2 separate regions of the Homo sapiens genome follow, and region 2 is linked to region 1. A link is a loop called in an ENCODE intact Hi-C map of the cell type or tissue named here. Cell type or tissue: Caco-2. All regions are shown on one strand. Each heading gives the region's core, and the rest is flanking DNA. Links, peaks and the distances in the headings are about the cores only.

Region 1 (15,620 bases), core at 6,661-9,160:
CTTAATGGAATTCATGCTGTAGGGGAGGGAAAATATCTTTTGCTCTAGCCATCTTGAGTTCTGCAGCTGAGGCCCTGCAAATTAGACTAAGAAGAGACAGATTAACAAGAGAAAAACAGGTTATTAACAGGCGCATCATGCCTTCACCTGGCAGTACCCATCAATGAGTAAATCAGGATGGTTTGAACTTGGGCTTATATAACATCTTAACAAAAGAACAATAAATTTTTAGAGAAGTGACAAGACAAAGGAAAAAAACTTTGAGCTTCTAGCGGCAGCAAATTGTGGAAAGGCAAATATATGGAGAAAATAATGGAAGATAAAGGCTAACTAAGGTTTGTACGTGGGTTACTCCGCTGCCATCTCTGGGCTGATATGGGTCTAGTGTTGTCCTCAGTGATTAATTTCTGTCCTAACTAGTAGGAAGGGGAAGAGGGACCCCTTTACAAATTTATGTTCTGCTTTTAGGCAAATGATTGGGGAAAGGGCGAGACAGAGAGCTTTTCTTGTATCTGCTTCTTCTCAATTGCCTTCAATTGAGAAGACATCTTTTAGGCTGACATATTTTGGGGTGGCATATATTTCTGCCTGTCAGTGTCAACTCAAGTTCTTTCTAGTCTCGCCAGAATGCATCCACTGACATCCCGTCTGCCCAGCATTGGGAAATTTGCTGAGGGACTTTCAAAATAAGTTTCTGCCCTCCATGCACCTGTCCTTTCATGAAGACAAGACTTTCAAATGAAAAAGAGGAAAAGAACAATTAAAGCAGTTCCCTGTATCCATATGGAAGGCAATAAGTGAGTACCTGGCTAGCTGCCTTCTCCCGTGAAGCATCTCAGATACCTGCACTCAGCATCAACGTTCATAAAGGCCTGGAATTAACTCACTGTCCACAGTGGGCCATTCCCTTTTCTCGCTCATGCTGCCCCCTCAGCGTGGCATGGCCTTCCTCCCATCAGAGTTCTCCCTACAGAGCCAGCTCCTCAAAGCCCGCCTGCTTTGTGACATTCCCAGATGCCCGGTCAGGATGAACAACTCCTCCGACCAGACTCTCATTGTGGGCCAAAAGACCTGGAATCAGGAGTTACTTATTACAGCTTAATGGGCAGAGAAAAGGAAATCAGAGGCAGAGCTCCCCAGAGATCATTATTCTTTGTAAATTTTCGTTACACAACTGATATATATGTTTTTATAACAACAAAGAGAGTAAACAAAAAGTTTCAGGACGTTCTTTGTAAATTTTCATTACACAACTGATATATATGTTTTTATAACAACAAAAAGAGTAAACAAAAAGTTTAAGGACACAAATGAAAATTATTGCATTTCCACAACCCAGAAACAAGAAGTAACATTTGGTAAACCTTTTTTCTGGATGTTATTCTACCTGTATCTAGATAAAAAGAAGTTTAGGTGTAGGTGCAGATACAGATAATGTGTCTACCAAGAAAAAATAAAACAATACTGCACTGGGCTGTTTCTGTTTCGTTAACTGCTTGTTTCACTTGACAATGGATACTGAGCATCTTTCCACGTCAGAATTACCCTTCTAACGTCAGGCAGGTCAGAGTCAGCCTGATGTCCATGCAATTTCCTCCATAGATTAGATACAGAAAAAAAGCCACCAAAGGTAAAGACAAGAGACTCCCCCCAGAGCTACCCCCTGGGAGAGGCCAATCCTGCAGCACCTCCCGACTCAGCACCCGTGCACAAACCCAGCTCCCTAAATGTGGGGTCGGGAGCTTCAATACCCAGACCCATTCCCACCTTCTGCTCATTCTGGCCTCAGCAAAACTTGAACCAAGCAAGCATAGGGCAGTTTAAGTTAAAGGGATCTGGTCGGGCACAGTGGCTCATGCCTGGTAATCCCAGCACTTTGAAAAGTGAAGGCAGGCGGATCACTTGAGGTCAGGAGTTCGAGACTCACCTGACCAATGTGGTGAAACCCCATCTCTACTAAAAAAAAAAAAAAAAAAAAAAAATTAGCTGGGCATGGTGGCACATGCCTGTAATCCCACCTACTCCAACAGGTGGAGGTTGCAGTGAGCCGAGATCGCGCCACTGCACTCCAGCCTGGGCCACAGAGTGAGACTCTGTCTCAAAAAAAAACAAAGATAAAGGAATCTGTGCCTCAGTTCTTGAGATGGCTTAGAGTTGCTGCCTGGTATAGACAGTGCCAGATTTCCACAAATCAGCAGTGAATTGAGAACCAGTTTTAAGGAAAACTGCTCAACATCTTCACCATCATGTTTATCAACCTCAGAGTATTCTATGGTAAGAATGTTTATTTATTCAATTCCTATAATCATATTTAGGATATATATATTATTATTATTAAAAAGTGGACTGCTGTGAACATGTTTGCCAGATTTTTATGCATTATCATAAATGCACAATTTATCCTTTTCTTAAAGATAAATTTCTAGAGGTAGAATTTCTAGATCAAAGAACATACAGGTTTTTTTAATAGCTTTTAAAATAGATAAAGTGGCCAAGTTTCTATCAATTTTACGTTTGTGTATTAAAACGCACAAAGCACCTGGCATAGGAGATACCACAATCACAAAGGTGGTTTTCCCAGGGTGAGGCTTATCCATTGCACTCTAGATGTGCTGATACCTGCGATTATCCCAAATGCGGGAAACTCAGCTGCATAATTTGTGGTAGTGGGGGACTGTGTGTGTGCTTTCCCCTGATGTTTATTAAAAAGAAAAAATTTTTGATTCAAAGTAAATAAAGTAAAATGCACAAAGGAACAGCCCATACCTCACCCACACATGGACAAAATAAAAGGCAGAGACAACCTCGTTGTCTGGATTTACAGTTCTTTGACTACTGCTGAGAACAAATATTTCAGAAAATAGTTATAGGTTATTTTTATCTTTTTTTTTTGAATAGTGAGTTCTTGACCTTTGTCCCTGGACTCCTTGAAGTCCTACCACATGTTAAACCTTAGGATAATACAATGGACACTGATTTTGTCTACTCTGGAGAATTTCCAAGAGTAAGGAGCAAAGTTCCCCAGTTCCCATGGGGCCTACCCCCACTCCAGCTCACACCCCTTGCCTGCTAACCAAATTTGACTGCAAAGGTGTGATGGAGAAACTCCCAGCTTTTTTTTTTTTATCTCTGGCTCTAGAACTTTGAAGCCACTCAACCTAAAGACAAGTCTACTCAAATGGCAAACCCTACCAGCCATCTCTTGGCTCCCTCCCCTCCCCTCCTCTCCCTTTAGAACACAGCCTCAGCTCCTACCAGATCATGACACCTTTACTCCTCTTGCCCTAACACTCCCAGACAGTAGAAGACTTAGTCTGAAAATACATGTGTTCCCCATGTGTGTCTGCATCTGTGAGAGAGAGTCAGTTCAGCAGACCCTCAGTGAGTGTTCGAGTATGCAGGGCCCTGAGCCCAGTGCTATTAGACACATGGAGATTTAAAAAAAAAACAAAACAAAAAAAAGACATGGCCGGCTGCAGTGGCTCAGGCCTGTAATCCCAACACTTTGGAAGGCTGAGGCAGATGGATTACTTAAGGTCAGGAGTTCAGGATCAGCCTGACCAACCTGGTGAAATGCTGTCTCTACTAAAAATACAAAAAATTAGCTGGGTGTGGTGGTGGGCACCTGTAATCCCAGCTACTAGGGAGGCTGAGGCATGAGAAACACTTGAACCCAGGAGGCAGAGGTTGCAGTGAGCTGAGATCGCACCACTGCACTCCAGCCCGGGAGACAGAGCAAGACTCCACCTCAAAAAAAAAAGAAAGAAAGAAAGACATAATCTTTGCCTTCCAGAAATTAACAATCAGGTATGTGACTTATACTCAGATAATGACAGATGGGTACATTTTGAAAATCCTGTAAGAGAAGTAAAGACACTGTGCTATGGGAGGCTAACTTCCAGTGTGGAAAGTTGAAGACTTCATGGAGGAAGTGGAATTTAAGCCTGACAGAAATGGGGGAAAGACAGTCCAGGAAGAAGAAACAGTCTAAGTAAAGGCAAAAAGATGGGGTAGTGCATTCAAGAACTGCTGAGTTCCATTTAGCTGAGAGTAGTTTATCTGCAATGGACTGAAGTTTGTATCCCCTCAAACTTTGTATGTTGAAATGCTAACCCCAAAGCAACAGTATTTGAAGACGGAGTCTTTGGGAGATGATTAGGTCATGAAGGTGGAGCCATTATGAATGAGATTAGTGTTCTTAGATGTGTAAACCAAAAATAAAATTCTAAGCCCTTCAATTGACTGATGAAGCCCCCCTCTCAGCCAAGGGCATTCCAAAGTAAAACTAGTTCAGGCTGTGATGGAAAGCGGAAGTCAGACATGCTTCATTATACCCTCCTCCTTTTGGAATTCAGGCACAAATTGTCAGTGCTAACATTAAAGCAGAGATCTTAAGATTGATAAAACAGACTCTTTGCAGCAATAAGATACCAAATTCCAACCTGACTCTACTATAGCATCACATGATAGATAGTAGGCCCTGAAAGAAATCGAAGTATTTTGCCCTAAAATTTATTTATTTGACATATTTTGAAATGGCCCTGCAAAGCTGCCTCTTGTAGGGAAAATTACTCTCTAGAGAATCTCCTTCCCTTTCCAGGTCTTTTCCCTGATCTAGGAGAGAATCAACTCTTTCAACCAATTGCCAATCAGAAAACCTTTGAAACCACCTGTGACCTGGAAGCCTCCACCTCACCCCACCCCACTTGGAGTTGTCCTGCCTTTCCAGACTGAACCACCGTGCACCTTACATGCATTGATGGATGTCTGCCTGTAACTTCTGTTCCCCCTAAAATGTATAAAATTAAGCTGTGACCCAACTACCTTGGGTATATGTTCTCAGGACCTCGTCAGACTGTGTCATCAGTCATGGTCCTCACATTTGGCTCAGAGTAAATCTCTTCAAATATTTTACACAGTTTGACTCTTTTCATTGACATAAGAAGAGGCCAGAAGCCAGGTACAGTGTCACACACCTGCAGTCCCAGCTACTTGGGAGGCTAAGACAGGGGTATTGCTTGAGCCCAGGAGTTTGAGTTCAGCCTGGGCAATACAGAAAGACCCTGTCTCTAAAAAAGAAAAAAAAAAAGAAGAAGCCAGAGAGCTAGTCAGCTCTCCTTTTTCCAGTGTGAGGACACACCAAGAAGATGGCTGCCTGTGAACCAGGAAAAGAGCCCTCACCAAGAACCCAACCCTGCTGGCACCCTGGTCTCAGACTTCCATCCCCCAAAACTGTGAGAAATAAATATTTGCTGTTTAAGCCACTCAGTTTGCAGTATGTTGTTACAGCAGGCACTGTCTAAGGAGAAGGAATAGAAGATGAAGTCAGGCAGGAAGGCAGAGGCCAAACTTTGGAGGCCTGAATGCTGGGCCAAGAAACAGGGAGTTTTATTGACAACATTTAAGCAAGGAAGACATAGTCATAAGTGATCAGATATAATTGGCCACAACTATTTTAATTTAGAGATTAGATACCTAACCAAGAAAGACAAGAAAAGATGTAAATTGCCTACTCTGCCTTAAAAAAATAACAGGCCGGGCGCGGTGGCTCACGCCTGTAATCCCAACACTTTGGGAGGCCGAGACGGGCAGATCACGAGGTCAGGAGATCAAGACCATCCTGGCTAACACAGTGAAACCCTGTCTCTACTAAAAATACAAAAAAATTAGCTGGGTGTGGTGATGGGCACCTGTAGTCCCAGCTACTCGGGAGGCTGAGGCAGAATGGCATGAACCCGGGAGGCAGGGCTTGCAGTGAGCCGAGATCGCACACTGCACTCCAGCCTGGGTGACAGAGCAAGACTCTGTCTCAAAAATAAATAAATAAATAAATAACACAACCATTGCCATTGATGTGGACAGATTCCTGTTCATCTATGGATCATGCAACATAACAATGGATATGCACATTGTCCCACACCTGCCATTTTGATGTGGGATGCTGTTTGCTTACAACTCAAAAAACTTCATGTGTGCTCAATCTTTATAGTTTGTTTGTGCAGGTCTTTCTCTCTGAGCTGGTGTCCAAGATTTCCAGACAGAAGGAAGAGCAAGTGTACCCTCTGTGTCCAGATCCTTAAATGCATCTGAGCCGCCTTTGACCCCACCTGTCCCCACACCTTGATTTCAACCCCACGAGTGGGGCAAATGAGAACCTCTCTCCTGTCTCCTTTCTCTCTCTCTCCCAGTCTCCTCCTTCCAGCCCAGAAAGGGTCTTTACTGCCTTCCTGTATGGTGAGAAATTGCTCTATATGACATCCTACCTAATTTCCTCTCCTATTGTTAACATGAATAAACTCAAAACTCTAATCCTCCAGCTTTGATTCACATAGAACCCACAAACCTTACTTCTCCCAAAGAAGCTGGCTCTGCACATAAAAATCTTGCAAATGAAAATCCTGATTATTATCTCTGAAATGTACCTGAGACCCTATCTGGGAAGTCAGGAACTGAAATTGATCTCTAGTCTTCAGTTAGATTTTGCAAAGCCCACTGTGTAGTAAATGATTTAACTTTGCTCAAAGAGCGGTCTGGACTTTGCTGTTGGCCCCTGGGCAGTCATCTCTAAGCCCTTGGAATGTCCTGCCTGATAACAGTGTCCTTGTTTTCTAAGGGACTTTGGACTACACCAGAAAGTCCAACAGTGTGATTTATAGTGAAAATTTGAGTCATATGATATCAGTTCAATCTCTAGAGGAACTGGAACCTGAGGTCAGCCATGTGGAAAGTTGACCATGAAACCTCAGTACAAACTCTTAGACTACCACAGTGGCTCATGCCTGTAATCCTAACACTTTGAGAGGCTGAGGTGGGAGTATCACTTGAGGTCAGGAGTTCAAGACCAGCCTGGGCAACATAGCAAGACCCTGCCTTTACAAAATAAATTTAAAAATTAGCCAAGCATGGTGACGCATGCCTGTATTCCCAGCTACTTGGGAGGCTGAGGCTGGAGGATTGCTTGAGCCCAAGAGTTTGAGGTTACAGTGAGCTATGACTGTGCCACTGCACCACAGCCTGGATGACAGAACAAGACCCTATTTCTAAAATAAAATAACCCTGGTCACCCAGGCTCAGGTGAGCTTCTTGGTTGGCAGTACTCCATATGTATTATCAAATATCTTTGCTGGAAGAGTAACACTGTCCATGACACTAGGAGAAGATGGCTGAAAGCTCCATGCTTGGAATTTTCCTGGACCCTGCCCTACATGTCTCTTCCCTTGGCTGATTTTCATCTGTATGCTTTCCCTGTACTAAACTGTAACCATGAGTATAACAGCCTTCAGTGAGCTCTGTGAATCCTTCTAGAAAATTCTAGCAAATGACCAAATGTGGGGATGGTCTTGGGAACCCCCTGAACTTACATTTGGTATCAGAAGTGAGGGTGGTCTTGAGGGCTATTTGTCTAATTCTTCACCCCCTGATAGTAGCTGCCACATCCTCAGTGGGAAAAGAGGACCACAGAGCAACAAAAATTAACTGCGATGAGAATTAGACAAGATAATAGTTCCTAATACACACATATAAAAAGAAAACCAACAGTGCACACTAGGTGAATGCTAATAGTGAGATGCAGGCTCTGAGTAGTACCAAATTCAGAAGAAGGAACAGTGACTGTGGATGAAAGTGGTGAGGGAAGACTTCCTGGAGGTGGTGGGACTTGAACTGGGATTTTGAGGATGTAGAGAAATTAAACAGGCATAGTGAAGAAGAGCATTCCAAGTAGGAAAGAATATTTACATCAGCTTGCTAAACTGGCATATCGATTAGAAGTCTAGAGAGTAAAGGTTACAACAGAAAATTAAGGTATTATTAGCCTTGAAAGCTTCCTGATGTTATTTATCTCCATGGGCTCCTTCATTAGCCAATCACTGTAAAAATATTTTCAAAATACCAAGAATCCCATTGCTAATTTGGAACACAGAGGCAAGAATTCTATTCTTGATTCTTTGATCTTTTCCACAGCCCATGCTAAACATATCTCTCTGAAAGAGTAGATTGGCCTTGAGAAAGATGGGATCGGTGAAGACCCATGGCCTTTGTACTCACAAGAAAGCCTTGGGAGTCAACGCTGCCCAATATCAGCCATGCCAGAGGATGAAAGTGCACTGCCCAACATCAGCCATGCCAGAGGATGAAAGTGCACTGCCCATCTCCAGCAGGTGCCAGTCATAGAGGATGAAAGCAAACAGTGCCCCCTAGAGGTGTGTGATGGGGCTGCCCTGTGGGTAAGGAAAAGCTTTAAGGCTGCAAGCCTGATGTAAAATCACTGGCTCCAATAAGAGAAATTACAGAGCATGGGCTCCTATACTGAAGGCCATAACATAATTAAGGTTAAGGAAACCAGGCGTCATGGTGCACGCCAGTAGTCCCAGCTACTCAGGAGGCTGAAGTGGGAGGATCGCTTCAGCCCAGGAGTTCAAGGCTGCAGTAAGCTGTGATCATGCCACTGCACTCCAGCCTGGATGACAGAGCAAGACCCTGTCTCAAAAATAAATAAATAAATAAATAAATAAGAAAACTAAGGAATCCCCCTACACATACACACACACACACACACACGCAGTGAAATACTTCCAAGTATTCTCACCCAACCTGGATATACGGACTGTTTTCCATCTGTTCTCTCCAAAACACTATAGCAAACATAGGAAATAGAATTTTTCCCTTCTATTTCTGTTCTTTCTATTCCTATGCTTTCTATTTTCTATCTACTTATAGCTATCTATTTCTATTCTATTGTTTTGTATTCAAAACTTTATAGAAAATAGAATTTCCCTTTTCAATATGACATAACTTTTTTTAGGGAGATCAGGAACCTCATTAGAATTTGATGAAAGTCCTGAACTCTTACCCTAACAACACACACACACACACGCACACACACACACACGAAAGAGAGAGTTTTGTGCAAAACTCTAGGTATCTCTAAAACCCCCCTGCCTCACAGGACCAAAATGTGATCCTGACATCCAGTGGTAAGCCCCTTCTTTATGATGTTCATTACTTTACCTCTGTCAGGAGTTTCTGAATTTTGGCTATGTCATAGTGTCAGTGTGGTCATTTACTTTTAAAAGACTTTGGAATGAGCTATGTAATGTGTCAAGGGTGATTCGTTAGCATATGAAGAACCCCAAGCAAAAATTCACAATCCAGCGGTGGCTACTCAGCCCCTCAAATACTGATTGTTACTTAAGTCCACACCACAGGTTTGTAAAATAGCATGAAGGATGTTCGAAATAATTGACACTGGCAAAATGAGTGATGTTCAAGGAATAAGGTTGCCATAAAAATTATCCAGGCCCCTTGAAAACATTAATGCTAAATAAGCCAGACACAAAGGGACAAATATTACATGATTCAACTCATACGAGGTAGTTGGAATAGTCAAATTCATAGAGACAAAAAGTAGAATGGTGGTTTCCCAGGGCTGGGAGTAAGGGAGAAAGGAGAGTTATTTTCTAATGGATATAGAGTTTCAGTTTGGGAAAATAAAAAAGTTTTGGAAATGCATGGTGGTGCTGGTTGCACAACATGATGAATGTACTTAATGTCACAAAACTGTATAGTTTAAAACCGTTCAAATAGTAAATTTTATGTATATTTTATCACAATGAGAAAAATTTACGCAGACCCTCCCATGCCTACATGAATGAAGTGCAAGGAACAGGCAAGCCCAGGATCTAATACCGTTGGAGAAAACATTAGAGAAAGTGTCTGTCCCCACAATTTAGGGACTCCAACCAATATCTCATGTTAACATTTTAATCCAAAGTGGCTGCAATGATGTACGATAGCCAGGATGGCCAATCTTAGGCTCTGGGATTGACTTGACTTCAAAGTCATCAGAAATCATAGCATCCACCTCTAAGTAACCCTTTGATGAAGTCAGTGAGAGGGGCCTCCCCTGAGTTTAAGGAGCACAATGTGTGACTATTTTTATGCTTGTATATCTGGCAGAATTCTGTCAAAAATGTGCTTTCACTGTAACATCCCACCATTGGCCAGGTTGTGGAGAACGTTTCCCCCCTAATCTCCAGAGGCTGCTACTCTTCTAACCAAGGAACCTGACAATTGCTGAACAGGCCAGATTCGCCTAAGCCACTATCCAAGTTCAGAAGAAACTCAGCCTGGCCTTCAGCCAAGAATGCAGCAAAACAGACAGTAGCTCAGGCCTCCAGCCTGGCCCCAGCTGAGCCGACAGCTGCCCAAAAACTTCACCCTGATGGGATTGCTTTGACTTGGAGAAAAGCCACAGGATTTTTGAAGTCCCATCTTGTCTCCACCCAGACTCAATAAGAGAAACTGTAGCCACACCAAGACCAGTTGCTGGGCAATATAAGGGAAAAAAGGAAAAAGACTACTTAATTAAGGAGCTAACTCAGTTATCTATCAGGAAAGCTAAGTGCATGCTGCAGGATAGATAAATATAGACCTTAAATGTAAAATATTACACCGTATCATAACTAAGTTAAAGCTCATAAAGATTAGAAAATTGTTAATTCTCAAATTTCAGGAACATTGCATCATAAAAGAACAAGGAGTGAGAAACTGAAACCGTCAACACAAGGTCCACCAACCCAAATGAACTTCAGATATGAATTAGTTAGCTCTTTCAGTTACCAGTAAATATTTACTGAATGCGTCCAATATACCAGACAGCTCTGAGATAGCATGCAGGAATAACAGTGGTATGGTCTTTTTTTTTTTTCCTATTTCCGTAGGAGCTTATGGTTATTAAAAGGAAGGCAGAAACACAAAAAAAATAAGTTAGTGGTTAAAGGTTTTTTTTTTTTTCTGCAATACTTTGGTGTCAGAAACAAATATGAGGATTTTCCATACTAACAGTCAATTCTCCAACACAAACTAGGTGGCCTACAACTCAACTCAATTCAATGCTGACATTAACTACCCGGACTCCACAGGTTTAAGGGCTGAGATCCACAACACTGTCCCCACCTCAGGCGCCAATTGCAAGTATTGGGTTTCCAGGTTACCCACACTTCTGTCCAACTCGGCAACAAAGTTCCAGGTTCCCATAAGCCCATTTAATAATGTGCCAGAACAGTGGGCAGAACTCAGGAAAGCAATTTGCTTACATTTACCAAGATACAACTCAGGAACAGCCAAATGGAGGAGATGCATAGAGCAGGATAGGAAGGGGGCGGCAGGGGTGATGCACAGAGCTTCCATGCCCTCTTCAGGTGCGCCACCCTCCCGGCACCTTGATGAGTCCACCACCCAGAAGCTCTCTGGATTGTTCAGTAGTGTTTATAGAGCTCAATCTCCAGCACTCACCTCTTCCCTTCCCAAAGTCGGTAGGTGAGGCTGAAAGTTCCAACCCTCTAATCACTTGCTCTTTCTGGTGACCAGCCCCATCCTGAGGCTACCTAGGGGTCCCACTGTAAGTCACCTCCTTAGCATAAACTCAGGTGTGATGGAAAGGGGTTTGTTATGAATAACAAAAGACACTCCCCTCACTCAGAAAATGCCAAGGGTTTTAGTGGCTCCGTGCCAGGAACTGGGGACAAAAACCAAATATACTTTTGTATTAATCCACAGTGGTCAAATAAAATATTCAGGGTGGGTTCTGTGGGGGTGCAAAGAAGAACGAGATAATTTTATTGAGGGTGATGAGTTGGAAAAAGCCTCAGACAGGAGGCTGTGACTATGTTTTAAAAGGCAATAGGTGTTCACTGGGCAGACAATGGAAGGAATGGCAAATGGACCAAGAAGAAGGAAATGGCCCAGTGCCGCACACTCGAACTCCTGACCTCGTGATCCGCCCGCCTTGGCCTCCCAAAGTGCTAGGATTACAGGCATGAGCCACCACGCCCAGCTAGCCAGAGGAACTTTTAAAAACTATATCAAATGAGCTGAGTGTGGTGGCTCATGCCTGTAATCCCAGCACTTTGGGAGGTGAAGCAGGCAGAGCATTTGAGGTCAAGAGTTGGAGACCACCCTGGGCAACACGGTGAAACCCCGTCTCTACTAAAAATACAAAAATTAGCCAGGAGTAGTGGCAGGCGCCTGTAATTTCAGTTACGCAGGAGGCTGAGGGAGAAGAATCACTTGAACCCATCAGGCAGAGGTTGCAGTGAGCAGAGATCACGCCACTGTACTCCAGCCTGGGCAACAGAGGAAGACTCTGCTTCAAGAAAAAAAAAAAAAAAAAAAAAAAAAACTGTCAAATGGCCGGGCACAGTGGCTCACATGGTGGAAGGATGATCACTGAAGGCCAGGAGTTCAAGACCAGCCTGGACAACATACTGAGTCTCCCAACTCTACAAAAAAAAAGATTTTTTTAAAAATTTTTTTACTTAAAAAAAAAAAGCTATAACAAATTTTATCACTCTTCTGCTTTCAACCCTCCAAGGATTTTCCATCCCACATTAAATAAACTCCAAACTCTTTACCCTGGTCAGCAAGCCCCTATGATCTTCCCCCTGCCTATTTCTCTGTCATAAAGTAACTATGTTTTTTCCCTTTGTTGGCTCTGTGAAAGATGCAGATACCAGGATGAAATTGCGTTTGTCAGACCCAGGCAAAATAGGGCCAGGAAGAGAAGGTATGAAGGAGAGGACTCCCGTTTACACATCTGAGATAAGAACTCTTTCCAAGGACTTTCTAAAAACCCCATAAGAAACCCTTTCACATCCTTTATGCATCTCCTGATTTGATAAAGTTTATCACTAGACACTCTGAAGGACTGCAGTAATTCAGATAAGATGTTCTCTGAAGAACACTTGCCCAGTAACAGGATCTCTACCAATAAACTGACAACTCTGGCTTTGAACCTCAGGAACCAATGAACTCTGTTTCTAAGCAGCTTATGTAAATCTCTTTTTGCTAATAAAAGCTCCTCTTATCCTTCCCTCAATGCACTGGTGGTTTGCCATTCCATGCATTCTGAATTATAATCCTTATTTCTTATTCCTGATTAAACTCAACATATTTAGGGATAATTTTCTCATGTCTTTTTTTAGGTTGACAGCTCCATTCTAGCTTAATTGGGCCTCATGACTGTTCCTCAAACGCGCCATGCATTTTCCCATCTCACTGTCTTTGTGCTTACAGTACCCCCAGTTAGCAGTGGAGGACCTTGTCAATGGCACAAGAAGTTTGGAGGCAGGATAATGAAGTGGTTGACAGCACAGACTCTGATTTCAGATTTCCTTGGTGCAAGGCCTCGCTCTTCCTCTTATTAGCTGTGAGAAATTATTTAACTTCTCTTTGTCTTGCTTTCCTCGTCTGTAGGATAGAGACGCTAAACAAAAATAGCATTTACATCACAAGGTTATTGAAAAAATCAGATAAGTTAATTCATGCAAAGCATTTAATATAATGTCTGGAACATAACATAGATGTTAGATTACTTCTTTTTCTACAGGTGAAGGTGGAACACATTGAAAAATTTTGTTTCATTGCTGTTGTTGTTTTGGTTTAGTTTTGGCTTTTTAATTCTTTTTAATTTTTTGAAATAGAGTCTCACTCCATTGCCCAGGCTGGAGTGCAGTGGTGCAATCTTGGCTCACTGCAACCTTCGCCTCCCTGGTTCAGGCGATTTTCATGCCTCAGCCTCCCAAGTAGCTGGAACTACAGGCATGCACCACCAGGCCTGGCTAATTTTTGTATTTTTAGTAGAGATGGGGTTTCGCCATGTTGGCCAGGCTGGTCTTGAACTCCTGACCTCAAGTGATCCACCTGCATGGGCCTCCCAAAGTGCTGTGATTACAGGCATGAGCCACTGCGCCTGACCTCTCAATTTTTAATTTTTGTGGGCACATAGTAGGCACATATATTTATGGGGTACATGAGAGTTTTGATATAGGCATGCAATGTGAAATAAGCACGTCATAGAGAATGGGTATCCATTCTCCCAAGCATTCATCCTTTAAGTTACAAACAATCCAAATACACTCTTCTAGTTATTTTTAAATGTACAGTTAAGTTATTATTAACTGTAGTCACATCGTTGTGCTATCAAATAGTATGTCTTATTCATTCTTTCTATTTTTTTTTTTTTACCCATTAATCATCCCCATCTTTCCCCAGCCCCCCACAACCCTTCCCAGCCTCTGGTAACCATCCTTCTACTCTCTATGTCCATGAGTTCAATAGTTTTGATTTTTATATCCTACAAATAACTGACAACATGTGATGTTTGTCTTTCTGTGCCTAGCTTATTTCACTCAATGATCTCCAGTTCCATCTATGTTGTTGCAAATGACTGGATCTCATTCTTTTCTGTGGCTGAATCACACTCCATTGTGTATATGTACCACATTTTCCTTATCAATTAATCTGTTGATGAACACTTAGGCTACTTCCAACTCTTAGCTATAATAAACAGTGCTGCAACAAACATAGGAGTGCAGATACCTCTTCCATATACTGATTTCCTTTCTTTTGGGTATATACCCAACAGTGGGATTGCTGGGTCATATGATAGCCCAATTTTTAGTTTTTTGAGAAACCTCCAAACTGTTCTCCATAGTGGTTGTACTAATTTACATTCCCACCAACAGTATATGAAGTTTCCCTTTTCTCCACATCCTCACCAGCACTTGTTATTGCCTGTTTTTTGGATATAAGCCATTTTAACTTGAGTGAGATGATATCTCATTGTAGTTTTGATTTACATTTATCTGATGGTCAGTGATGTTGAGCACTTTTTCACGTGCCTGTTTGCCATTTGTATGTCTTCTTTTGAGAAATATCTATCCCAATCTTTTGCCCATTTTTTATTGAATTATTAGATTCTTTCCTGTAGAGTTGTTTGAGCTCCTTATATATTCTGATTATTAATCTCTTGTCAGATGAGTAGTTTGAAAATATTTTCTCCCATTCTATGGGTTGTCTCTTCATTTTGTTCATTGTTTCCTTTGCTGTGCAGAAGCTTTTTAACTTGATGTGATCCCATTTGTTCATTTTTGCTTTGGTTGCCCATGCTTGTGGGGTATTACTCAAGAAATTTCTGCCCAGACAAACATCCTGGAGATTTTTCCCCAATGTTTTCTTGAGTAGTTTCATAGTATGAGGTCTTAAAGTCTTTAATCCATTTTGATTTTATTTTTGTACATGGCTAGGGATAGGGGTCGAGTTTCATTCTTCTATGGATATCCTGTCATCCCAGCCATGGTTTATTGAAGAGACTGTCCTTTCCCCCAATATAAGTTCTTGGCACCTTTGTAGAAAGTGAGTTCACACATTGAAGCATTCTGAACAAGAGTAAAATAAGGTCAATTTTCCACTTTATTATGTCTGTGATTTAGAGTGGAGGGAATGGAGGATAGATTTGAATAATAAGGAGTTTTTGTATTCCTTTATTCAGCAAACTGATTCCAGGCAATGTGCTAGACGCTGGGAGAGTTACTGTTATGGTTTTGGATTCAGGTTCAAGTACCAAGCATGAACAGTTTCCCTGCACCTGTTAAAACTGCATTCAAAATCGGCCCCTCCAAGTAGATAGGCCAAATTCTAGGCCTGGGTTCTTCTTAATTAAAAAGTGGAAAAGGATATTCAATTGGAAGTTGAGACCTAGATTCTGATCTTCATCTGAAAACGGGTGATATGGTTTGGCTATGTCCCCACCCAAATCTCATCTTGAATTGTAGCTCCCA
Region 2 (15,620 bases), core at 8,568-11,067, 110 kb before region 1:
AAAATCAACAGAGAAATTAATGGGCCTGATTCTTATGTAACTATGGAACTCTGTAGGACAATTCTTTCACAAAGAAAACTGGGCACCTTGAGAGTGTAATTAAAGGTAATTCGAATCTAAATGTGGGGCAGAGTTAAGAGGATCAGGACAGGTACTCAAATCAAGTCCCATGGTAGGGTGGGAAGAAAAGAGAGAGGAGGTAACCAGAGGGAAGGCAAGTTATCAACATGAATACGTAAGTTTGATTATGTGACCAAATTCACCTTAACCATATCAAGTCTTTACTTCACACCATTGGGCAAAACAAATTTTAAATTCATATGTAATTTTAAAAGTTCAGGAAACCAGACTTCAAAATTTATTCAATATGGATCTCAACTTCAAAATTTAAGGCTAAGTCAGGCAGTATTTCATTATCACAGTTGAGTACATGTCAGACGACAGATAGCATCTTCTGGTTGAGATTTCAACTGTATTTTATTTGATTAACTCGGCAGAAATATTAAGTCACACAGACTTGAGAGTTATTTAGCATCTGCAGCTAGCAGTTATTCAAAATGCCAAAGGGAAAACCATCAGATAGCTTTTCCAAATGAGCAGAACAAGCATATTGGGCTATTGTAGGTATTTGTATTTGGGAAAGTTCAAAAATGCAAATGAAGGAATGAATTCAAGCACATGTTTATGTATGACAAAGCTGTGTAGATTTATTTGCAAATTTTTGCAGGTCCATTTATGGAATTGAAGGAGAAATAAATGTGAGTTGACTGGCTTTTAACAACTATTAAACAATCAAGACCGAAGCATTTGGGTACACTCTGCTTTGCCTCCCCAGGCACCTTCTAATGCTGCCTAGCTTTCCTAAGCAAGAAACCTTGACATTATTTAATTTCATTGTTGGTGTTGCTTCCATAGTTCCATCAACATTATCATTCACATGGGAAAGAGAAATGGAAACGGTTAGATCAAATTCAGTTTTGTTATATGTATGCTTGGAGTCATAAACAACTAGGAAAGAATAATTTATCAGACACTTCAGCTGTTTTGACACAATACCAAGTGAAATGAATACTTGAAACAATTTGATTAGTGTAGAAATTCAGTCTGGATAATACTTGCATCAGGAAGTGTTTTTAAACTGAATATGTTCTGGTCTACTTGTTTCAAATCAACTAGACACTTTGCCAAATCTCTTCTTCACTTTGTGTTTTATGAACACACTGTTATTTAACATCACCTCTCCAGTTAGGTTCTACCCAAACTGGAAATGAGGTAAAAAGATAACAGCTGACATTTGCCAACAGTTATCAGTTTCGATTTGCAAGAAAAATCCTATGAACCATACTTTGTCATTTTGCCAAAACAACTGAATTTTAAGGAATTGTGTTTTTAAAGGTGATCTGTATAATGTATGTAATAAAATCAAAATTTTAATTTTATACATTTAATTTATAACTTAAAACATTTTTCTATATCTGAATGTACAAACTGGGGCAGGGGGAGTCCTTTATCAGACCTGTGCCTGCGTTTTTGATTGGGAAAATAGTTAATTCTCAATCATGATTATGTAGACAGTTCAGGAACTGCAGCATAAGAAATGTCAGTGCCTTGGATTATGGCAGTGGACAGAAGCCAAGGGTATTGCCAAACATCCCACAATGTACGAGACAACCCCCAACAACCAAGAATCATTAGGCTCAAAATGTCAATAGTGCCAAAGGCAAGAAACTCTGGATTATGGCAAAGAAAACCAAAAGGTTAGATTTTCTTCAGGAACAACTGTTAAGTTATGATTAGAAGGTAGAGAGAAAGATAAGCACTGAGCTGGGAGTTAAGAGGTATTTCTAGTCCTTTTTCTGTCAACACGCCAAACAAAAATTTAATGACTTAAAACTGAAAAATGATTAATTTAAGCAAGTTAAATATTTATAGGAGCCTCGGTTTTCTCCTACGTGAAATAAGGACCCCAAGCTTTACATTTTGTAAAAGCCTTTCAATTATGCCTTTCCATTAGGCCAGAACTTGATTTACTGAAGTATTTTACCATTTATAAAATTATTTTACATCCAGCATTTTATTTATTTAAATAAATAACATAAATATTAACACTTTGTGATCAATAACATTTGCATAATAAATTTAAATTGGGTTATCTAAAGGAAAATACAATCCTATCTGTGCTTGGGACCCTCCAAGAGACGAGTTGCCTCAACCCAACCTGCCCCCCAGACACCCCAGCCCACCAAGAGTTGGAGGCTACTTCCCTTCCCCTTCAATCTCAGTTGGTCTTGTGACTTGTTTTGGCCAATTAAATGAGTGCCAGTGCTGTGCCAGTCCCAGGTCCAGGCCTAAATAGGCCTGGCGGCTTCCACTTTTACATTCTCAGAGCCAGCTGTGATGCCATAAGAAATCCAGACTAGACTACTGAACTATCAGAGGGCCGTCTGAGAAAAGTCCCGGACAATGAGAGGCCACTTTGGATATGCCACCCCAGCTGAGCTCCCAACTGAGTGCAGCTGCAGTAGTGACCCAGTCAACATCATGCAAAGCAGAAGAACCACCAAGATACGCCCCACTCCTGGGCCCACAGAATGTCGCAATCATACATCGTTGTTTTAAGCCATTACGTTGGAATTTTGTGTTTCACATCAATAGATAACTGAAACAGAGCTTTGCTGGCAACTCAAAGAAATCCTCTTCAGCGTCATCTACACGTGACTTTATCTTCTCTGTCAGGGACAAAAGGCAGAGGCATGACTGTTCCCAGAATGTTCAGTGGCCTATCACTGCCTTTTATTTTTCCTAACCAGAAAGAATTTCTATTGCAACCAAGTTTCTTACTACCCCCTCCAACTAATCTGCTTAGCTTTGCTGAGAAAGTTAGTGTGATATTACTAGAGAACTCAGGGAATGATACGATGCTGGAACAGATCCCTGCTTTCCCAATTATAACACAAGCTGTACAGAGTTTTAGCTGCTGCTTCTAATGTGTGCAAAATTCAGTCACCTCGCTTCGATGTACTCAGTATAATCAACACAAAATGGCTGAGCCAAGCCTGGAAATTCTTATTTTTTTCCACATAAAATACAGGTGGCTAATTGTTCCAACACTCAAATCTCCAGACTATTTTTGACTTGGCTAATGCTGAAAAAGATCAAATGTGGGAAAAAAAGTGCAATAAGTTGCCAGATGCATTTTTGTCTTGATTCAGGTGTTTCTATGTAAAAGTATAAAACCCTGAGGATAGCTGGGCAGTGGGAGACCTTGAAGATGACTCCCAGGCCATACTTGCAGGCACCATGGTCTGCCTTTGATTTCCTGCTTCTCAGAGGAAAGCTTACAAGCCAGAGCACTGACCCAGTACCCTGAGCACAGAGAGGACAGGAGGAGCCTCACCCCTGCTAGGCTTTGCGCACTCCATCTCATTATTTCCTACCGGAAAGTTTTGGCAGGAGAATGCAAAAGTTGGAATTTTGGGAAAGGGAGTCTTTGGTCCAATCAAAAGTCTCAGAGTTAAATTAAAAAGCCGTGAGACTTCTTCTAGAGTCCATAAAGCCCCATCCTCAAGCATATAGAAAATCTAAATATAATCTTTGAACCAGCCCAGTGCTATCAGGTCCCACATCCCACCTCCCTATCCTTGCATCCTCTAAACATTTTCTCTCTCTGAACATTTTAATTACATTCAAACACAGTAAGATACACCTTCCGTTTTTATTGTAAAAACATCCCTTTGAATGTTGCCAACTGGCTTTCTAAAAATGTTATTTCAATTTGCACTGCTACCAGTTTTGCCAAAGCATGACAAAGACAGAAAATAATTATTTTAACAATTAAGGGTGGCTTAACAGATGAGAAATGATATTTGATTTTTTAATTAACCTTTTTTATATAGGAATATATACAGTGTTTGCTCATAGGAGTCATCTCAAAATCAAATTATTACCTAGACTATGAATATAGTCAGTAATTAAAACCAAAAGAAATCAAGATCTCAAAAATTTCCATAGCTTTTCATTTAATAATTCTTATACCTCATACAACTGGAAATTCATGCACATAAAATAACTAAAAGAAAAAAGTTATAAGGTCAAAGACAGCTGATTTATCCAGTGTAAAGTGATTTAGTAATGCAGTCAAAATTTGAAAATGCCATTCTTCCCTAAATTCTTTGACATGTGACAAGAATTTTAAATGGATTATTTTAGCTAGTAGGCAACTGCAAAAATACCAGGCAGAGATAAGGAAGCTGTGTGAGTATTTTTGGAATTCAAAATTGTGAGAGCAGATGAGATTACGCAAAAGATTACACAGATGGAAACTGGCCCAGGATTAAGCCAGCACTGACAATAACACAATGTGGACTGTCTTCTAAAAGAAGCTAAAAGAATAGAGAGGCCTAGAAACAGAGCTAGGAGAGAGTAGGGTCTTCCAAGTCTGAGAGAAAAGGATTTGGGAAAAGGTTGGGGGTAGGGGAAAATTGTCCAGCCTTAACAAGCAGAAAAGTGAAGGTATTTTCAGAAGAAAAGGATGTTTTTGAACTTGAATCTGAAGGGACTATGGATGATCTTCGACTTACAATGGGCTTACCTCCCAGGAAGCCCATCAATAGTGGAAAATATCAAGTTGGAAATGCATTTAATATATTTAACTTACTGAACATCACAGGTTAGCCTAGCCTATCTTAAAGATGCTCTGAACATTTATATTTGCCTACAGTTGGGCAAAATCACCTAACACAAAGCCTATTTCATAAAGTTGAATGTCTCATGTAATTCATTGAATGCAGTATACTGTAGAGTGCAGTATTAGTTGTTTACCCTGCTGATCGTGCAGCTGAATGGGAGCTGCGGCTCACTGCTGTTGCCTAGCATCATGAGAGAGCATCATTCTGCAAATCGCTGGCCCAGGAAAAGGTCAAAATTCAAAGTACAGTGTCTACTAAATACATATCACTTTAGCACTGTCATAAAGTCTAAAATTCATAAGTTAAACCACAGTAAGTTGGAGGCCCTCCAATCCTGCCCTCCAATAACTGTGTCACCTCTCACTTCTCACCATCAGCTGTAAGCTGATGGAGAATGCAGGACAATGCATTACTCCATCCTCAAATAATTAACAATGACTAGAAAACAAATCAAGGTCATTTCAAGGTCTTGGATCCAGAAAGAGACAGAGGACCGGGTCAGTGGACACCTTAGTGTTTGAGGAAGTTGTAAAGCAGGAATCAGGTGTGAATGCAGAGAGGAGGGAGGCAGAGGGCAAGAGTTAGCTGATCTCTAGACAGGGGACTCGAGGCCAGAATTCTGGTCCTGCCCTCCTGGTTCCTGCCCTAGCCATGTTGGGCAAGTCACAGACCTTCTGGAGGACCAGAAAGGAAACAATCTCTAATGTCATTCCTAGTTCCAAAGATCTATGTCCTAAGGACAGAAGATTTGTGGTGGGAGGAGAGCTGGGGTGGGGGGAAGCTGTGCAAAGAAATATATAAGCTTGTGAATTAACCCCCTTCCTTTTTTAAAATAAAAGACAATATATAATAATTTAGAAATTTTAATTTTGTTAGAAAGCAATAAGAAATGGTAGGGGACAAGAAAACAAACAATGAAGAAAAGAAAAAGAAAAGAAATGGTAGGGGACAGAAAAGATATTTGTATTCATGGGCCATGCCTCCAGAGTTCAAACTCTGGTCATCCTGATATGGAGTCTAGTTTTAATATAAGGAACCAGGATAGTGCTTGAAAAGGAAATATCACTATTACCTGATTTTTCAAAAGATACTCAAGTCTAAGTTTTGGCAAAAGGTAGTTGTTAGTTTATATAGTTTAAAACATTAGTAATAGCACATTTTCTTGTCTATATCTTTCTGAGACAGGTTAATTTTCATTTCAGGGACATGTACTGATGTTGGGAGATGGTTCTCCATGGGCTTTTTGCATTCCTGCACATTCTTGCTGGATGTGCCAGAAATGCAAGGTTCTTTATTGGGGCCATTTTGCAGGGGTGCATTTGCAATGTGCACCTTGAGAGCTGAGGGAAAGGCTGGGCGCTGTGGCTCATGCCTGTAATCCCAACACTTGGGGAGGCCAAAGTAGGCAGATCACTTGAGGTCAGGAGTTCAAAACCAGCCTGGCCAACAGGGTGAAACTCCGTCTCTACCAAAAAATACAAAAAAAAATTAGCTGGGTGCGGTGGTGTGGCCACCTGTAATCCCAGCCACTCAGGAGGCTGAGGCACGAGAATCGCTTGAACCCAGGAGGCGGAGGTTGCAGTGAGCCGAGATCGCACCACTGCACTCCAGCCAGGGTGACAGAGTGAGACCGTGTCTCAAAAAAAAAAAAAAAAAAAAACAGAGCTGAGGGAAAAGAGCAAGTAAGCCACTGCCTGCTATAGAATGGCTGGTTCTCCACCCTCATTGTTTTTTATGACATGACCCACTGCATGTGTAGGTATCTATGCAGGACCTAATTCTTACCCTTGTGGGAACTGGGGTTCAGGGGGAAAAGCACAAATTCTGATACTCTGGCTACTGCTTTTGCTGTGAGTAATAAAGTCATCTCTGGGGAAAAAAAGAGAAGAATTTAAATTGCCACTCAAAATGCCCATGACAGTCACAATAGTTATAAATGTACTCCCTTCTTTCATGTCTGCACATCTGAGGTTCTACATACAAGGATGATGCTATTAAAGAGAGCTGAAATGTAACTGGTCCCCAAACAAGGTGTCAGTAATAAAGTTTTATTGGAACACAGCCATGCCCATTCATCATGCCCATTGTCTATGGCTGCTGTCCTGCTGAAAGGCGAAGCTGAAGCACTGGGATGGAAGCAGTATGACCACAAATCTGGAAATATTTACTACATGGCCCTTTTCACAACAGTTTACCAAGCCCTGCTCTAAAGCAATGGTTCTAGATCCTGATCACACACTGGAATCACTTGTGGAGTTTTAAAAAAAAATACTAATGCCGATATCCTACCCCCAGAGATTGTATTCAATTGGTCTAAAGAATACAATTGCATAATTGATAAATGAACTTCGGCATGTGGGTTTGTAAGAGTTGCTTCCATCCTGTGATTATAATGTGTGGCCGGAGTTGACAAGTTTTTGCCAAGGTTCCCTGAGCAAGACCCTACCAGAGCAGGGGCTACATCTTCAGAAGGCAACATACTCACAACTTATCTTAGTTCCCCTGCAGAAACTAATCAAAAGCTAATATTGGTATTCGAGTTTCTGTTTTCCCAGAGAAATTGTTTCACAAGTGTCCACCTAAAGAGTATTTCTCTGTCTTCTGAACAACCAAAGCCAGGCATTGACGGTTCTCTTTCTCAATGGCCCTGATGAAAGAATACATTTAATAAAGTCCTTCTAAAATTCAGTGTCAAGAGGAAAAAAATAACTCTTCAGGTAAATTTGTAAACAACCTTTTACCCAGCAACTAGAGCTACAAACACCTAAGTCCTTCATCCTTTACATTGGAACTATAATCTGTCCAGATGGCAGGTATATCTGTTTCTTTGATCCATTTATTATTTATTATTTGTCTTATTTTTAATTGCTCTGTTTTTCTCAATTATTAATTATGCAGATCCTTTTTAAAGGCAAATATTAGTAAATACAGATGTATATGCTTACTTCATAAAAACAATATAGTGTTTTTAAACATGTCTGCTGATGTTTTGACACTTTCACTGTCAAGAGTGGGATGTGTGTCCCTTCCCCTTGAATCTGTGCCAACTGTCATGACTGGTCAACCAATAGAGTACTGTATAGTGATGCTACATGGCTTCCAAGGGCCAACTGCAAAGGACAAAGCCATTTCCACCCAGCTCACTGGAAACACGCTGGAACCCTGAGCCCCTGTCTTAGTCTGCTCAGGCTGCTATAACAAAATACCATAAACAGCACGGCTTAGAAACAACAGAAACTTATTTCTCACAGCTCTAGAGGCTGGGGGGTCCAAGATGAAGGCACCAGCAGATTTGGTGTCTGGTTCATAGACGACATCCTCCCATTGTATCCTCACATGGTAGAAGGGACATGTGAGCTCTCTCTGGGACCTCTTCTAAAGGCACTTATCCCACTCAAGAGGGCTCCACCCTCATGACTTATCACCTCCTAAAGAGCCCACCTTTTAATAGCATCACCTTGGGAGTTAGGATTTTAACATGTGAATTTTGGAAGGACACAAATGTTCAGTCCTTACCAGCCACCATGTAAAGTCCTACCACCCTGAGGACACCATGCTGCAAGGAAACCCAAACCACCCCATGCAGAGAAATGACACAGGGTGGGCCTGAGATAACACAAAGATAAAAACTCCCTGCCAGTCCCCAGATAATCTAGGTTCCGGCTTTTCTAGCTCCAGCCCCATCTGACGACCACCACATTGGAGACCCTAAGCTAGAAGCACCCAGCCATATCCTCCCAAATTCCTGACCCACAGAGACCAGGAGAGATCATAAATGTATTGTTGTTGTTTGATGTCACTATATTTTGGGACAGTTTGTTAGGCTGCAATAAATAACAATACATATATCCATAATAATAGTAACATGCATAACAATCTCCAACAAAGAAGATTTCATGCCTCCGCTTCTCAGTCTCCCTGTAGCCTATCCTATTGTCAGAAAATATTAGTTAGTGACAAAGTTCATCCATTCCAGAAAGAATCAATAGTAGATACTAAAATCATTAGGTGAAAGGTTAATGGAAAACTCAATAGTATCACCCATAGCTTATTTTCTTATCACAAAAGGAGATGCCTTCCTTTACAATAGAGGGATCTGGCAGTCATCACCTTGAACAGAGTAACCAACACAGTATCACAAATAGTGGGACAGTCATCCAGACATTAAGTGCCTCCTGCTGTGATGCAATATGAAATACACAGCATAACCACCTCTGAGCTATTATCACCAAAAATGTAGTGGATAAATTACCCTTGGATCAAGTGACCATCCCTGTACTACAAGAGGTGGCTGAGGAAGAGAGTTGGCTTGAAATGTAACTTACATTGTATAGGAATTACTGGGAAGAGAGAAACAAGATAAACAGGACTGTGAGGAAACTATCAGACAGATCTAGGATGTAGGACAGTCTGCCAAATATCTGGCCTAATTTCTTCCTTTAAAATAAAGAGGAAGACACTTCTAGATTAGGAGAGACTTGAAGGACAAAATTTAACAATTCAATGCCGTGCCATCTTTATATCAAGGTGTGAAAAGAAGCATCTATAAAAGACATTTTGAGGAAAATTGGGACTATTTAAATGAGTCCCAATTTTTCTTCTTTTTATGCTTGTCACATAAAACACAATTGGCACTATTTTCTTAATAGTTAGGTTATTAATGACATTAAGAAAATACTGCCAATTGTGTTTTATGTGACAACGGTATTGTGGTCATGTAGGAACACACCTCTTTTAGAGATGCATACTGAAGTACTTAGGGGAAATATATTACAATATCTGTAGTTTACTTTAAAATAATCCAACAACAGAAAAGAAATACGGAGATAGAGCAAATAGGGAAAAATGTTAATAAGTGTTAAATCTAGGTGGTAGATTGATGGATACCTATTCTACTATTCTTTCTACTGGTCTCAATATTTGAAAATTTTCATGAAAAAAGTATTAAAAGCTTAAAAGTGTATTGAAAGCAATGTTTTTTATTGTTTTGTTTTGTTTTTTGGTTTTTTTTGAGATGGATTCTCGCCCTGTCGCCCAGGCTGGAGTGCAGTGGCGCCGAACTCGGCTCACTGCAAGCTCCGCCTCCCAGGTTCACCCCATTCTCTTGCCTCAGCCTCCGGAGTAGCGGGGACTACAGGCGCCCACCACCACGCCCAGCTAATTTTTTGTATTTTTAGTAGAGACGGGGTTTCACTTTGTTAGCCAGGATGGTCTCGATCTCCTGACCTCGTGATCCGCCCACCTGGGCCTCCCAAAGTGCTGGGATTACAGGCATGAGCCACCACTCCCAGCCAAAAGCAGTATTTTTTTAAAACACTCATCATCCAGCTATTCTAACTCAGGTGACTAATACTACAATTAAATATACATTCTTCAGGAACCCCCACACCAAAAACAAACTGTCAAACAAACAAAAAAAAAAACCCAGCTGATAACCATTCCCCCAGTGCCACCTATTTTATAGAGGATAATTTTGTTGAAAGGAGCAGAGACCCCACACACACGCATTCCCTCAAGCCTGGTAAAGATAAGTGGGGTTTATTACTAAGCTCAAATGATCTCATGAGGAGTCAAGAACAGGAGTAGAGGAGACCCAGAATTAAGGAACAAGAAGTTACCTCATGAGAGTTCGAATAGAGAGTGTTTCTAGAATCAGTGCAGTTGCAGGAACAGATATTCTTGCTTTCCCTCGGCCAGAAGAATCATTCTCTTTCTCTCCCAGACTCATCTTCTTTCTCTCCATCCTCAGTGTGTTGACTTCTCATTGCCATCACAGCTTCCCCGACCCTGACTCAGCTCGCAAGACGTTTCAGCTACAATACCCATATCCAATTGGCAGCTTTCTTTTGTGTTTCTTCATTTCTATTCACCCAAGCAAGACCCTGATTGGCTCAGCTTATCTCTGTGCTGGTACGGTAAGTCCAATCAGCTGCTATGGTTAAGTCCAATCAGCTGTGGCCAGGGAGAAACTGAATCAAGTGATAAAAAGAACAGCAGCTGAGACAACAAGGGCTTTCTGTGAGTAAGTTCCCCCTCTGAGGGGACTGTGGGCAGGGAAGACAATAGCATCCTAAAACAATCTCTATCCTGTCTTATAGAGAGCATTCTGAGCTGCAGGGCGATTTTTGCAAGGATGTGAAGAAGAAATTCCTGGGTTTCTACATCTCTGCACAGGACCATTGTATCCCATGAGATCATTGTCTAGCTGATTAGTATAAAGCAGTGATTATCTCAGAACACAACATTTACCTATGATTTTTCTCTGAACTGAACACATACCTGAAAATAGATGAAGCAAGATGACCAATCCTCTGTCTGGGTTTGAGCAATACAAAACAATCACAGACTTTCATTGAGATCTAATAGTACCCTTTCTTTATTTAGCCAGTAAACATACATTGAGTGAATGTCTGCTGTGTGTGTCACACTTTACTAGGGGAAATGCAGGTACACACAAAGAAGGAGAAGGCAAAGCCTCTGTGGGTAAGAATATTACACTACTGTTGAGTGAAATGATATACACACTCCAGAAAACACAAATAACAAAAGTAATTGCATCAGAGGAGAGCTGTCATAGCTCAATGTATGCTAAGTGTAAAGTGGATGCTACGAGGAAAGCTGGAAAATTCAGATAAAAAGCTTTCTGGAAGGAGATTGGCCTTGGAGGACGGTAAGTAATTTTAAAGAATGTACTTCATGGTAGAGAAAACAATAAGATCGAATGCAAGAAATGTGTCAGGCAAGTCTTGAAAAACAGATCACAGGCAAACCTGATTAAAGAGGATTGTATTGAAGACAAGTGGACGGTCATTTTGAAAAGGGGGATATGGGGACCAGGTGGTGAAGGAAAGACCTTGAATGCCAGGATAATGAGCTTCATCTTCTGAGTAAGGCTTTAGAGTCAGGAAGGGAAGGGATGAGATCAGTGTTTTAGGAAGTGCTAGTGTCAAGGGTAGGCTGAAAGGCCAGAGCGCTTTGCAATTTACAAAGCATCTTCACATATGAGTCATCTACTTCTCTCCTGGCAAATGGTTTCTTATGAGGCTTTTAGAGGCTGGTGCAGGGCAACATTCAGAAATCTACCCAGACTAGAGTTACAGCAATTAAAGAGAGTAAGTTACTGGCGCCAGAATGGTCAGACAGATCAATGATGCAAAATGGAACATCTGGAAACAGACCCAAATATTTATATTTATATATATAAACTTAATATTTTATCATGGTAGCATTTTAAGTCAGCGAAGGAAATAGAATAATTTAATAAATGGTTTTAAGGCAATTGACTAACCACTTAGGGAAAAAAAAATAGGTGAGAGGCCTGCCTTACAACTTACACCAAAAAATTTTTTTGAATGGATGAAGAAGTGGATCTCAAATGTTGGTTGATATTTAATGACCTGGAGAGTTTGTAAAAAGAGAGACTCCCAGAGATTCTGATTCAGTAGTTCTTAGGTGGACCAAGAAACTACAGTCTATAAGCCAGACTGTGATAAACACTTGCTTAAAGACAAATATAAAAGATGAAACTACAAAAGCATTAAAAATAGATAAATATTTATGTGGTTCTTAGGAGGGGAAGCATGACAATGAAAGCAAAAAAAAAAAAAAAAAATTTGACTCCAAAAAAAGTAAATACTCTTTATATCATGTAAACACCAATTTCCCCTTTCCTTCCATTTAGTATAGCTAAAATCTCTGGAATATATATATAAATGAGGAAACCCTGAAGGGTGGAGAGAAGAAGGCAGGAGGCTGGGCCATGCGTGGAAGCTCACATCTGTAATCCCAGCACTTTGGGAGGCCCAGGAGTGTGGATCACTTGAGGTCAGAAGTTTGAGACCAGACTGGCCAACATGGTAAAACCCCATCTCTACTAAAAATACAAAAATTAACCAGGCATGGTGGCAGGTACCTGTAATCCCAGCTACTCAGGAGGCTGAGACAGGAGAATCACTTGAACCTGCGAGGCAGAGGTTGCCGTGAACTGAGATCACGCCACTGCACTCCAGGCTGGTCAACAGAGTGAGACTCCTTCTCAAAAAAGGAAAAAAAAAAGAAGAAGACAGAGGGGCTAAGGACTTTGGGACCTGAGGTGAGCTCCTTGATTTTCTTTTTGTCTCATGAACCCCAGCCTGGATGGTGGAGAAGCCAGCAACCCAGAAATGCCATCAGGTGCAGACAGAAAAGCCCAAGAAAAGCCTGCTCTCTCTAGCCCAAAGAATGTGGAATGGGCAGCCGAGCAGGACAAAAACTTTTAGGCAATGATATGATTGGGCTCTGTGTCCCCACCCAAATCTCATCTTGAATTGTAATCCCTACATATTGAGGGAGGGACCTGGTGGGAGATTATCGGATCATGGGGGCAGTTTCCCTTATGCTGTTCTCATGATAGTGAATTCTCACGAGAGCTGATGTTTTAAAAGTGGGACTTCCCCCTTCACTCTGTCTCTCTCCTACCACAATGTAAGACAAGCCTTGCTTCCCCTTCACCTGCTGCCATGATTGTAAGTTTCCTGAGGCCTCCCAGCAATTCAGAACTGTGAGTCAATTAAACTTTTTTTTTAAATAAATTACCCAATGTGATGGTTAATACTGAGTGTCAACTTGATTGGATTGAGGAATACAAAGTATTGATCCTGGGTGTGTCTGTGAAGGTGTTGCCAAAGGAGAATAACATTTGTGTCAGTGGGCTGGGAAAGGCAGACCCATCCTTAATCTGAGTGGGCACAATCTAATCAGCTGCCAGCGTGACTAGAATATAAGTAGGCAGAAAAATGTGAAAAAAGATTGGCCTAGCCTCCCAGCCTACATCTTTCTCCTGTGCTGGAACACTTCCTGCCCTCAAACATTGGACTCCAAGTTCTTCAGTTTTGAGATTCAGACTGGCTCTCCTTCCTCCTTAGCCTCCAGATGGTCTATTGTGGGATGTTGTGATCATGTGAGTTAACACTTAATAAATTTTCCTTTATATATATATTCCATTAGTTCTGTCCCTCTAGAGAACTCTGACTAATATACCCAGTCTCAGGTAGTTCTTTATAGTAGTGTGAAAATGGACTAATACAGTCAATAACCACTCTATTGTATTCAAACACCACAGAAAAACTGTGGCCTTACCCCTGCTAGCCAAGGCTAAGTGGAGAGCCTGGACTTCCACTTTGACCTGATGGAAACAAGATTTCCCTTCCCCTCCCTGCTGTGGTTGTGTCAGAGGTGGCCTAATGGAGAGCAAATCCAGCTGTAAAGAGTTGTCCCTCCACGGTGTCATTGGAAGCCATGTAGGGGCAATGACAGGGAACCTCTGCCCTTCCAAGCCAGAGTGGAACCAGCAGAGGCCTTGTGGGGACCCTGAACTTCCACCCCACCCAGCAGTAACAAGGATCCTCTGTTGCAAGGAAAGCCAGAGGGGAACCTGGGCTAGAACCACACATGGCAATAATGAGACAGTGCTCCCTCTTCCTTTGCCAAAGCTGTGTCAAAATAAAAACCTTCTATAACAGAAATTTTAAATAGGATCCAGAGCCTCACAACATAATATCCAAAGTATCCAGGTTTCCATTGAAAAGCATTTATCATACCAAGAACCAGGAAGATCTCTACTTGAAAGACAAAAGATAATCAACAGATGCTGGTGTAAGTTGAATGGTGGCTCCTAAAAAGAGGTAAGTTCATGGACCCTTTGAGTGTCACTTTATTTGAACAATAGATATAATTGCAGATATAATTAAGAATCTTGAGATTAGATCATCCAGGATTACCCAGATGGGCCAAAAATCCAATGGCAAGCATCCTCATTCCTCATAAGAGACAGGAGAGAGCACATGAACACAGAGGAGAAGATCATGTGAAGACAGAGGCAGAGACTGGAGTTATGCAGCCACAAGCCTGGAGTCACTAGAAATTGCAAGAGGCAAGGGAAGATTCTCTCCTAGAGCCTTTGGAGGGAGCACAGCCCTGCCAACAACTTGATTTTAGAATTCTGGGCTCCAGAATTGTGAGAGAACACACTTCTGTTGTTTTAAGCTGCCAAATGTGTTGTAATTTTTTGCCCTAGGAAATAGCCCTAGGAAACTAATACAGATGCCAATACCAAGATAACACAACTATCAGAGATTTTAAAACAATCATCATAAAAATGCTTCAATAAGCAATTACACCTATACTTGAAACAAATGCAAAAATTAGAAAGTCTCAACAACAAAAAAAAGATATAAAGACCAAGTGGAATCTTTAGAACTGAAGTGTACAATAACCAAAATAAAAAACTTTGTGGATGAATTCAACAGCAGCATGGAGATGACAGAAGAAAGAATCAGTGAACTTGAAAACAGAAATATAGAAATAACCAAATCTGAAACACAGAAATTAAATAAACTGAAAAAGAGTGACCAAAGAGATCCTCAGGGACCTGTGATACTGTCAATAAAGTTAACACTTGTGTTACTGGGGCTGAAAAAACGAAGAGAAAGAGGGTAGAGTTAAACACAATTAAAAAGTTAAAGAAAAATGGGAAAAAAAAAATCCATCCTATATATGATAGACATATATTTAGTTTAAGATCCTTTTATACCTACATGCCTTTCTAGGGGATCTTTCCTGCTCACAGTCTATCCTCTTCCTCAGCCAACTCTTATTGTACAGGGATGGTCACTTGATCCAAGGGTAATTTATCTACAGGCTACCAATAGCCCAAGACAAGGTTCTCTGGGGAAAAAAGAGAGAGAGAGAGAGGTGACAGTTATCTGCTGAGCCAGTTTCTCTTTCAGCTGGTGCTATAAACTATGGCTATTAAAATTATAAACAGGGTTGAGCATGATGGCTCACGTCTGTAGTCCCAACACTTTGGAGGGCTGCAGCAGGCTGATCATTTGAGCTCAGGAGTTCAAGACCAGCCTGGGCAACACAGCAAGACCCTGTGTCTACAAAAATTAG

Evidence for each region. Peaks named below come from ENCODE experiments on the same cell type or tissue, not always from the same donor. Only the 100,000 strongest peaks of a DNase experiment are listed, where the experiment ranks them.
Region 2: it touches region 1 in a loop (4-fold over the local background); 14 of 110 quality-filtered maps call a loop at or near these places.

What each region holds. Positions count from the first base shown.
Region 1 is chr18:51,270,808-51,286,427 of GRCh38, reverse strand. It overlaps the pseudogene RNU1-46P. Among named protein-coding and RNA genes, the nearest start is that of MEX3C, 81 kb to the right of the region's middle. In Caco-2, for the core only: a CTCF peak has its summit at 8,218 (motif pointing left); no DNase peak of the experiment used is centred there.
Region 2 is chr18:51,386,944-51,402,563 of GRCh38, reverse strand. LINC01630 (long intergenic non-protein coding RNA 1630) reads right to left here and starts at 10,522. Exons shown (of 3, transcript NR_040074.1): 1 at 10,307-10,522. In Caco-2, for the core only: no CTCF peak of the experiment used is centred there; no DNase peak of the experiment used is centred there.